Linked DNA regions of Homo sapiens: region 2 is linked to region 1. Evidence: read pairs that join two places in POLR2A ChIA-PET (ENCODE). Cell type or tissue: GM12878. All regions are shown on one strand. Links, peaks and the distances in the headings refer to the core of each region. The heading gives the core; the rest is flanking DNA.

Region 1 (5,388 bases), core at 167-5,166:
TATATGTAAGAAAGACTCTTTAATTCCTTGACTGTAATTTAATATAGTCACAGAATTCAGATCAGATTTTCCTTAACTAGAAAGGCAGTATACCATAGTGTTTAAGTACAGAGGCATAAAACAGACTGCCTGGATTAGAAATATGACTTTACCACTTGCTAGCTGAACAACTTTAGCTAAGTTACTAAACCTCTCTGTTTTCTCTATTTGTAAAATGGGGACAATAATAGCTTCTATCTCATAAGGTAATTGTGAGAACTGAATGAATTCATGCCTGGGAAGTTGTTAGAATGTCTATCTAGTACACAGTGTTAGCTGTTTCTAGAACTTTGAAAATTGTCAGAGAATTAGTATATTTTCTGTTTATTTCTGTCAAAGCGATTGACAGAAATGAACAGGTGAGAAAAATTAGGATAAAGTAGTAAAAATGAAAAAACATAAAAATAGATGATAAAATTGGGGGGGAAACTGCATACCATGCAGTTGAGAGAGTGGGTAAGTGTGTGGGCCCACAGTGCTGCTCCCCAGTCCTCAGAAAAGAGAAGCTGTGGCCCAGGGACCACAGCAGCACTGTAAGTGTGATGGCTGTTTTTATAGATCTGTCAATTAAAGCTCTCAATACAAGCTTCTTGTATTAATGTCAAAGTGCAGATCTAAACTTGAGACCCCTGCTGGTCAGGAACATCCAAACTGGTAGAGGCCTTAAGTATTAGATGACGATCTGTCAGTCCCGTATATCTATCTTAAAATTTCATGACGTTCTGCAACACAACATGCTGTAATAAATGTCCTAATTTGAGGAAATTGGGACTGTACAGTGGCTGATTAATCTAAAAAAAAGGAAGAAAAATTGATTATAATAGGAAATCATTTTAAAATAATGCATAAACACCTTATACGTTTTACTTTAACTTAAAGCATAATTTAAGTAGCAGCCTGATCAGTAAATAGTTTTTTCTTATGCTGACTTCATGGATACCATGGTGTGTTTTCCATCATCCAAGGCATGTTCTACTTGCTGTAAAACATGACACTGCCAATATTTTACTAAAGGTTCTCATGGGATTTCAGGTTGTCTTTTTTTGCATGTGCGTGCACACACACATACATTGTGGCTTCTTTTTTTTCTTAACTTAAAGCTAATTCACATTATGCAATTCAGCTGTGTCAAGTTTTTGTGTACAATTTAAATGGTTACAACTGTTTCTGATGAGCAAGACTCTAAAGCCACCTGGAAATGGAAGCTAAGTAGTGTGCACTGCCTCTTAAGATTATTATCTCTAATTTTTTACATTTCCTCTCTTAATTCAAGTGAAACCTTTTTAGTGACTTGCCTTCAATGAGTCTTTGCAAATTTAACTTAGTTTTCATAGCTAAATTCATATTTGTGAAAGTAAGTGTAACTCAGACTTCTCCAACAAGTGAATTCTAATTGCAAATAAGACAGTAGAACAGCTAATCAGTTCTACTGTCTTATTTAGTACATATTAACATAGTTACTGAGAGAGAAGTGTGCTTTAAGAGATTCAAGTATCTAAAATGGTTTAGCCAGAGTAATCTCATCTTTTTCTATTTTATTTTTATTTTAGCAGATTGCCAGGCTCTAATTCATATAGCACAAGAAAGTAATTTCTATGCTTAACTAGCAAATAATTAACCATGTAATTTTGTTTCTATAGAAGATTGGTAATAAAATTGAACTTACATACATTGTTTAAAGAAAAATAATCTGCTCGTTTTTCTTTTTTTTTTTTTTTTTTTTTTTTTGAGACGGAGTCTCACTCTGTCGCCCAGGCTGGAGTGCAGTGGGGTGATCTCAACACACTGCAAGCTCCACCTCCCGGGTTCACACCATTCTCCTGCCTCAGCTTCCTGAGTAGCTGAGACTAGAGGCGCCCATCACAACGCCCGGCTAATTTTTTGTAGTTTTAGTAGAGATGGGGTTTCACCGTGTTAGCCAGGATGGTCTTGATCTCCTGACCTCGTGATCCACCTGCTTTGGCCTCCCAAAGTGCTGGGATTACAGGCGTGAGCCACCGTGCCCGGCCTAATAATCTGCTCATTTTCTAATGGAAAAAAAAAAAAAAATGCCTGCATCATAGGTATCCTGCACAGGTATAGTTATATTATTGTTTAACAAATCACTTGAAAAATAAACTTACTGTTTAAAAATATAACTTTTTGAAGACATCAAAGTAAGTTAACCTTAAATTATGGCCAATTAGTGGCATAATTGAAATCTCACAAAAGAAGGATATGACACAGACCAGAGTGGATCCCAGTGTGTCCCTGGGTTCTGCAGAAGCACTCTGTGGTGACAGCAGAGGTGGCACCTCCCACCACGGGTAGCTGCCATGGTGGACACAGTGATTTACTGTTGTTAGTCTGTCGAGGTTTCATTTCTCTCTGATTCCTTGTCTGAGTTTTGAAAATGACTGTCCCAACTCAATGTGATGTGGTGTACTGATTTATAGTGGAACTACAAACCAGAATAAACAACAGTTTCATAATTTTGCCAGGTATATGTTTTTGCTTAAAGTATCTTGATAGGCAAAGGATTTAATTTTATCACAAAATTTATAAAAGGCACCAGGTATGGTGGCTCATGCCTGTAATCCCAGCACTTTGGGAGGCTGAGGCAGATGGATTGCTTAAGCTCAGGAGTTTGAGACCACCCTGGGAAACATGGGTGAAACCCCTTCTCTACAAAAAATACAAAAATTAGCCAGGCATGGTGGTATGCACCTTATGTTCCCAGCTACTTGGGAGGCTGAAGTGGTAGGACTGCTTGAGCCTGGGAGGTGGATGTTGCAGTGAGCCGAGATTGCATCACTGCACTCCACATCCTGGGTGACAGAGTAAGACTTTCTCTCTCTCTCTCAAAACAAACAAACAAACAAGAATTCATAAAAGGCAACTTTTCCCTGAGACAAAAGTGAGACAGCATACTTTTTTTTTAATCATATACGTTTAAAATTTGTATTTTGATGTGGAGATCAATAGAAGTGGATTTCAGGATTTTGTACAATTTTTTTCTAAGGTTTTAATTAATTTATTGCAAAATGCTGTGAAAGGGCATATGAATCATGTGGTGTGCCTTTTTCCTTTGAGCTGGCAAAGAGGGCTTTTGACACAGCTCCTGTGTTCTCATTGTGGACTTGGCCCAGTCATTCCTCCCAGACATCATTTGCAGAGAGACCCTTTGGTTTGAGGTTAGAATATCTATTGTAAAGTAAAGCCTGGTTAATCAAATTTATGTCATATGAGCCAGCAGTTATGCTAGGTAGTTTTATTTGATGGCGGGTGGATCACCTGAGGTCAGGAGTTCAAGACCAGCCTGGCTAACATGGTGAAACCCTATCTCTACTAAAAATATAAAAGTTAGCCGGGTGTGGGTTCAAGTGATTCTCCTGCCAGGAGGCGGAGGTTGCAGTGAGCTGAGATTGCACCACTGCACTCCAGCCTGGACGACAGAGTGAGACTCCGTCTCAAAAAAAAAAAAAAAATTTAAATTACGTAAGTCATTTATGTGCACAGTGAGAAAGTCAAAGGATAAAAAAGTATATAAAATGATATAACTTCTCTAGTATCCAAAGAATCAACCATTAACAGTTTGGTATTCTCTATGAACTATTTTGCACATATAAAAATGGGCAGAAAACACAATTATGTACATAAATGTATCCAGCTTTTTAAAAAAATGAAACTGAATCATAGTATATCTGGTCTGTAGCTTGCTTTTTTACCTCTACCTAATTGTATGCGAACTACTTTCTTTGCAGATCTTAAAAAAAAAAAAGAAAAAGAGTGTTATTCAGATGAATGGATATATCATTATTTAATTATTCAGCCATATATTGATAGATATTTACAACGTTTTGTTTTTAGTGATTTGTTAGCATCTTCGAATTAAAAAAGAAAAACTGGATTCCAATTTGTAACTAGAAGTATTTTCAGAGGCCATTTATAGAGCGTGGTCCATACAAGAGTCTCCTAGATAAGGAAGTTATTACTTTGCTCAACAGATAGGACAAGCAAATCACAACAGGAAAAGGAGTGAACAATGCTAAGATCGAACGAAGCCTGTGTACCAAATAATTGAAGAGTCATATGACGTGAAGGAGAAAAGCACTCTTCAGTGGTGTCATGGAAATTGAAGTCTCAAGAACAAAGAATTTTACTCAATGAACATATTTGCTTATTTTGCATGGGCCCTATGTTTGTTTTAAAATAGGAATAAAGGCCAGGCACAGTGGCTCACGCCTGTAATCCCAACACTTTGGGCCGCCAAGGTGGGAGCATAGCTTGAGGCCAGCCTGGACAGCATAGTAAGACTCTGTCTCTATAAAAAGTAAAAAAATTAGATGTGGGGGTCTGAACCTGTAGTCTGGAAGGCTGAGGCGGGAGAATTGCTTGAGCCCAAGGGTTTGAGGCTGCACTGAGCTATGATTGCCACTGCACTTCAGCCTGGGCAACAGAGTGAGACTCCAACTCTAAAAAATAATAATAATAAGATGAAAATGAAGAAATAAAATGAAAACATTTGAAATAATAGTCGAATGACACAACTTTAATGTCATAAGGATTTCTTTCTTATACAGTGTAGTGTTTGGGGGGCAGGTAAGGGATGGGTGTTATTTATTTCCTTTTGTAAAATTTCAAATAAAAGCCATAAGGAAATACTTTATGAAGTGGAGTAGCATGTGTGTATCTTGAAAAACTGAATAACCAGCCATTGTATATAGCAAAGTCATTAGCTGTTCTTGTCTTTTGTTTTAATAATTGTATGTGTAGAGTGCATCGTGTCACCCAGGGCAAAGGCAGGGAGCCATGACTTAGGCCAGTTCATTGTTAACCATGGTTTATTGTCAACTGTAGTGTATGAGGGTGCTCTTAGTGAATTCAAACCTACAAAGGCAAAGTTGGTGACTAATTTTTAAAGTATTTTTCTCTTAGCAGTGACATTTTTCACTAAGACAAAATTTAAAATAGACTGGGCAGTCTGAGTGGCAGGGGCTTTCAAATGACGTTTCATACCTAGTGTCATAAACATGGAATCCCTCAATTAAGGAGAATGAATTGTGAATAGGGACGGGCTACTTTGGTACATGCCACCTGTTTGCTTACTGCTGTATTTGAAGACAGAAGTTTTATCATGTCTTTGCTAGCATCAGATATGGCTGTTATATCTTACAATAACTTTGTGTTGTTATTGTCATTCATTTTACTTATGGAGAGCCACCTAATGTTACCTCTAGTGGCTAAGCATGCTTTCCTCTGAGATGTAAGGAAGCCACACCAGAGCTGGTCTTTTCTGCTTTGCTCACTTCTTTTTTCTTAGTGCCTGGAATGTGGCAGGCACTTAGTAAATAATGTTAAATGTTATGA
Region 2 (5,388 bases), core at 253-5,252, 170 kb before region 1:
TTTACAGCATTGAGATAGGCATAACTATAAAATTAAAAATTAATAAACTGAATGTAAAGGCTAACATTTCTTCTAATCAGTAGATACCATTTTAAAAAACTGAAGCCACAGATTAGGAAAAATATTTTCAATATGTATATCTGATAAATGACTCATATTCAGAGTATGAAGTACTCCATGAATCAGCAAAAAGTCAATTCAAATTCTAAAATGAGCAAAAACCAAAACAAAAATTATAAAATGACCAACAGACTTCATCATTTAACAAGATTTAACAACATTCAACAAAAGAAAATATTCACATGGCCAAACAGTATGTAAAATGTTGCTCAACATCATTAGAGAAATCCAAGTTAAAATCACAATGCAATTCCATTTTACACTGGCTGGAATGGCTGAAAGCAAAAAGACTGACAGTACCCAGTGTTGAGGAGGATGTGGCGCAGCTGGGACTCACACATTGCTGGTTGTGTGAAGTGGTGCATCCACTTTGGAGAGCTATTTGACTGTTCTTTTTTTTTTTTTTTTTTTTTTTTGAGACGGAGTCTAGCTCTGTTGCTTAGGCTGGAGTGCAGTGGTGCGATCTCAGCTCACTGCAACCTTCACCTCCTGGGTTCAAGCGATTCTCCTGCCTCAGCCTCCCGCATAGCTGGGATTACAGGCGCCTGCCACCACGCCTAGCTAATTTTTGTATTTTTAGTAGAGACGGAGTTTCCCTGTGTTGGCCAGGCTGGTCTCGAACTCCTGACCTCATAATCCACCCGCCTCTGCCTCCCAAAGTGCTGGGATTACAAGCGTGAGCCTCTGCACCTGGCCTGACAGTTTTTATAAAGTTAAATGATCATCTATTCCATGGCCCAACAATTCCTCTCCTAGGTATCACCTCAGGAGAAATGAAAACACATGTTGGCTGGGCATGGTGGCTCACACCTGTAACCCTAGCACTTTGGGAGGCCGAGGTGGGTGGATCCCTTGAGCTCAGGAGTTCAAGACCAGCCTGGGCAAAATGGTAAGACCCTGTCTACAAAAAAAAAAAAAAAAATTAGCTGGGTATGTTGGTGTGCACCTATAATCCCAGCTACTTGTGGGGCTGAGACGGGAGGATTGCTTGAGCCCGGGAGGCTGAGGCTGCAGTGAGCTGAGACCATGCTACTGTACCCCAGTTTTTGCAACAGAGACCCTGTCTCAAAAAAAAAAAAATTAAAAATTAAAAAGTCTACAAAGAACCTGTACAATAAAGTTCATGGCAGCATTATTCATAATAGCGAAAAACTAGCAGCATCTTAAACATCCATCGGCTGGGCGCAGTGGCTCACACCTGCAATCCCAGCACTTTGGGAGGCCAAGGCAGGTGGATCACCTGATGTCAGGAGTTCGAGACCACGTGGTGGCGGGCACCTGTAGTCCCAGCTACTCAGGAGGCTGAGACAGGAGAATTGCTTGTACCCGTGAGGTGGAGGTTGCAGCGAGCTGAAATTGCGCCACTGCACTCCAGCCTGGGCGACAGAGTGAGTCTCCATCTCAAGAAAAAAAAAAAAAGTCCATCAACAGAGGAATTGCAGAAGCAAATATGCAAATTGCAGAAGCAAATTCAATAAGTTGAATTAACACATGGATGCATATCAAAAACATTATAGTGAGGCCAGGCACAGTGGCTCACGCCTGTAATCCCAGCACTTTAGGAGGCCGAGGTGGGCAGATCACGAGGTCAAGAAATCGAGACCATCCTAGCTAACATGGTGAAACCTTGTCTCTACTAAAAATACAAAAAATTAGCCGGGCGGTGGCGGGCGCCTGTAGTCCCAGCTACTCGGGAGGCTGAGGCAGGAGAATGGTGTGAACCCGGGAGGTGGAGCTTGCAGTGAGCCGAGATTGCACCACTGCACTCCAGCCTGGGCGACAGAGCAAGACTCTGCCTCAAAAAAAAAAAAAAAAATTATAGTGAGAAAGCAAAGCCAGATACAAAAGAATACATATTGTATAATTCATATGAAGTCGAGAAACAGACAAGAATAATTTATGGTGATGGAAATTAGAACTGTAGTGTTCAGAGGTGGGGGTGCAGGGAGAGGGGTGAGGTTTGATTGTAATAGAGCAACTTCCAAAATTGGTGGAAATAAACTATTTCTTATTGTGGGTGGTGTTTGCACACATGGATACATTTGTGAAACTCATTCAACTAAACACTTAAGTTTTGTTCATTTTATTATATGTTAATTATATCTCAATAACAACAACAAAAGCTACTTTAAAAGATCATCTTGACATCGTTGACTCTTAACACTTCAGAATGTGTTCAATACATATGGTGACATTTTTTGGTTACTCCAAGTTGTGACAGCATAACCTGTGATTAGGAGCACTGGAGTCTGGAGTCAGACTGCCTTGGCTCAAATTCTGAGTCTGTCATTTACCAGCTGTGTGACATTGGGCAAGTTTTTAAAATACTTCGTTTCTGTATCTCACTTTCTCACCTGTGAAACGAAGATTAGCAGTACCTCCTTTACATGGTTGTTGTAAGGATCAAGTGAATAGTTATATTTAAACACTTAGAATAGTACTAGGCAGGTCATAAGCCCTATGTAAATGTTAAGCCAAATCTCAATGTACAGATCAATTATAAGGTAAATGGAAGAGGTGATAAGCATTTTTTAAAAATCAGCAGTTAATGTGAAATCTTTTCCCTGCCACAAAGAAGGAATTTGTGGTGTAGTGAGTCTGCAACACTGTGTTACATGTATTAAAATTTTGAATCGTGATGCAGTCTGATATGACATGGTACTGAATGCGTTATTCCAGTAGGAGGAGCTCTCAGCAAGAGTTTAAAAGCACAGACACAGAGCCCAGCCCGCCTGCAGTCTCAGCTACTTGGGCGGCTAGAGTGGGAGGATAGCTTCAGCCCAGCAGTTCAAGGCTGTAGGGCACAATGAATAGCCACTGCTCCAGCCTGGGCAACATAGTGAGACTCTGTCTCAAAAAAACAAAACAAAACAAAACAAAACAAAACAAAAACATCGATAAGGTCCCTGGGGGAGCCAGACCTTCCATGTCTCTAGAATTTGTCCTTACTTAGCTCTCTGTGTCATGGTAGGGCAATAAGGAAATAAAATGCTGCTACAAACTATCTATCTATCTATCTATCTATCTATCTATCTATCTATCTATCTATCATCTATCTATCTATCTATCTTTTTCCCTTAGAAGCAGTACATTGGAATAAATGAATTTGTTTCAGATTTCAGACTTAATTTCCACTAGAGAAATAATGCATTCATGTTGTATTGGTAAAAAAAAAAAAAAAAGTATAAATTGCTGGGCCGGGCGTGGTGGCTCATGCCTCTAATCCCAGCACTTCGGGAGGCCGAGGAGGGCAGATCACCTGAAGTCAAGAGTTCGAGACCAGCCTGACCCACATGGAGAAACCCTGTCTCTAACTAAAAATACAAAATAAGCCGGGTGTGGTGGCGCATGCCTGTAATCCCAGTTACTTGGGAGGCTGAGGCAGGAAAATCGCTTGAACCGGGAGGTGGAGGTTGAACCCGGGAGCCAAGATCACGCCATTGCACTCCAGCCTGGGCAACAAGAGTGAAACTCCATCTCAAAAAAAAAAAAAAAAAGTATGAATTCCTAACTTATAAACTTCTATATTTGGAGGTTACAGTCTCTTTATATGTTTCTCTTCTATTTATTTTTATTTTTATTTTTATTTTTTTTTAGATGGAGTCTCAATCTGTCACCCAGGCTGGAGTCTCACTCTGTCACCCAGGCTGGAGTGCAGTGGCGCCATCTCGGCTCACTGCAACCTCCACCTCCCGGGTTCAAGTGATTCTCCTGCCTCAGCCTCCTGAGTAGCTGGGACTACAGGTGTGCACCACCACGCCCAGCTAATTTTTGTATTTTTAGTAGAGACAGGGTTTCAGCATGTTGGCCAGGATGGTCTCAATCTCTTGACCTCGTGATCTGCCCACCTTGGCCTCCCAAAGTGCTGAAATTACAGGCTTGAGCCACTGCACCCAGCCTCTCTTCTTTTTATGCCACCCATGTAAAAAAGTTTACGAGGCTTTCTTGGCCTCAGACTTCAAATTTACCCTTATGTTTCCATATAAAAAAGTCTATAAAGAACCTGTACAACTATATATATAGCTATAGTGTATATATATATGGTTATATAGAGTTTGTAGCAGCATTTTATTACATGGTATATATAAAAAGCTACACAGACACTCTGGAGATCCCCATTAGCAAAAATAATTTTAAATAATTTTAATCATTACAGGAAAAAGAGGATTCTGGACTAAAATTATTTTCCAAATAAACCACAATATCCTAACATGTGGACCACATATGTAGCTTGTTCCTGAATCTCATTGTACCATGCTGGCATCCCGAGCTTTTACATGTTTGTCATTTATTTCATAGTCGCCCTTGAAAAGCATGATTTAGGCCAGGCGCTGTGGCTCCCGCCTGTAATCCCAGCACTTTGGGAGGCTGAGGCGGACAGATCATGAGGTCAGGAGATTGAGACTATCCTGACTAACACGGTGAAACCCCATCTCTACTAAAAATACAAAAAATTAGCCGGGCGTGGTGGCGGGCGCCTGTAGTCCCAGCTACTCAGGAGGCTGAGGCAGGAGAATGGCGTGAACCCGGGAGGCGGAGCTTGCAGTGAGCCGAGATCGCGCCACTGCACTCCAGCCTGGGCAACAGAGCGAGACTCTGTCTCAAAAAAAAAAAAAGAAAGAAAGAAAAGCATGATTTAAAATCAAATCAATGAAAGGGGAGATGTCTCACTAATTTCAGGTTGCTAGGCAACTAGTCGATTCCACTACATCTCTTCTATTGCTCTGGAGATACAGAAAGGTTGGGAGAAAGTATGTACTATTTAGGTTAAATATATATTAGATAGATAGATAGATAGATAGATAGATAGATAGATAGATAGATAGATAATTTTTTCTAAAATAGAATCATTTCTAAGACAACTATTATTATTATTATCATTATTATTATTATTATTTCAGAAGGAGTCTCGCTCTGTTGCCCAGGCTGGGGTGCACTGGCACGATCCCACCGCACCCTCCGCCTCCTGGGTTCAAGTGACTCTCCTGCCTCATCCTCCCGAGTAGCTGGGATCACAGGCACGTGCCACCATGCCCGGCTAATTTTTGTTTTGTTCTTTTTTGTTTGTTTGTTTTGTTTTGTTTTTGAGACAGAGTTTCACTCGTGTTGCCCAGGCTGGAGTGCAATGGTGCGATCTCGGCTCACTGCAACCTCCGCCTCCCGGGTACAAGCAATTCTCGTGCCTCTCAGCCTCCCGAGTACTGGGATTACAGGCGCGTGTCACCATACCCGGCTATTTTTTTTTTTCTTTTTTTCTTTTGAGATGGA

The links. Peaks named below come from ENCODE experiments on the same cell type or tissue, not always from the same donor. Only the 100,000 strongest peaks of a DNase experiment are listed, where the experiment ranks them.
Region 2: POLR2A ChIA-PET joins it to region 1 with 7 read pairs; 4 of 35 experiments call an interaction of 5 or more read pairs at or near these places.

Annotation. Positions count from the first base shown.
Region 1 is chr6:158,386,581-158,391,968 of GRCh38, forward strand. The region is part of intron 1 of TULP4 (TUB like protein 4); the gene reads left to right. Among named protein-coding and RNA genes, the nearest start is that of SNORA116, 66 kb to the left of the region's middle. In GM12878, for the core only: no CTCF peak of the experiment used is centred there; a DNase peak (open chromatin) is centred at 2,352.
Region 2 is chr6:158,211,540-158,216,927 of GRCh38, forward strand. No RefSeq gene overlaps it. Among named protein-coding and RNA genes, the nearest start is that of GTF2H5, 46 kb to the left of the region's middle. In GM12878, for the core only: a CTCF peak has its summit at 2,803 (motif pointing right); a DNase peak (open chromatin) is centred at 2,831.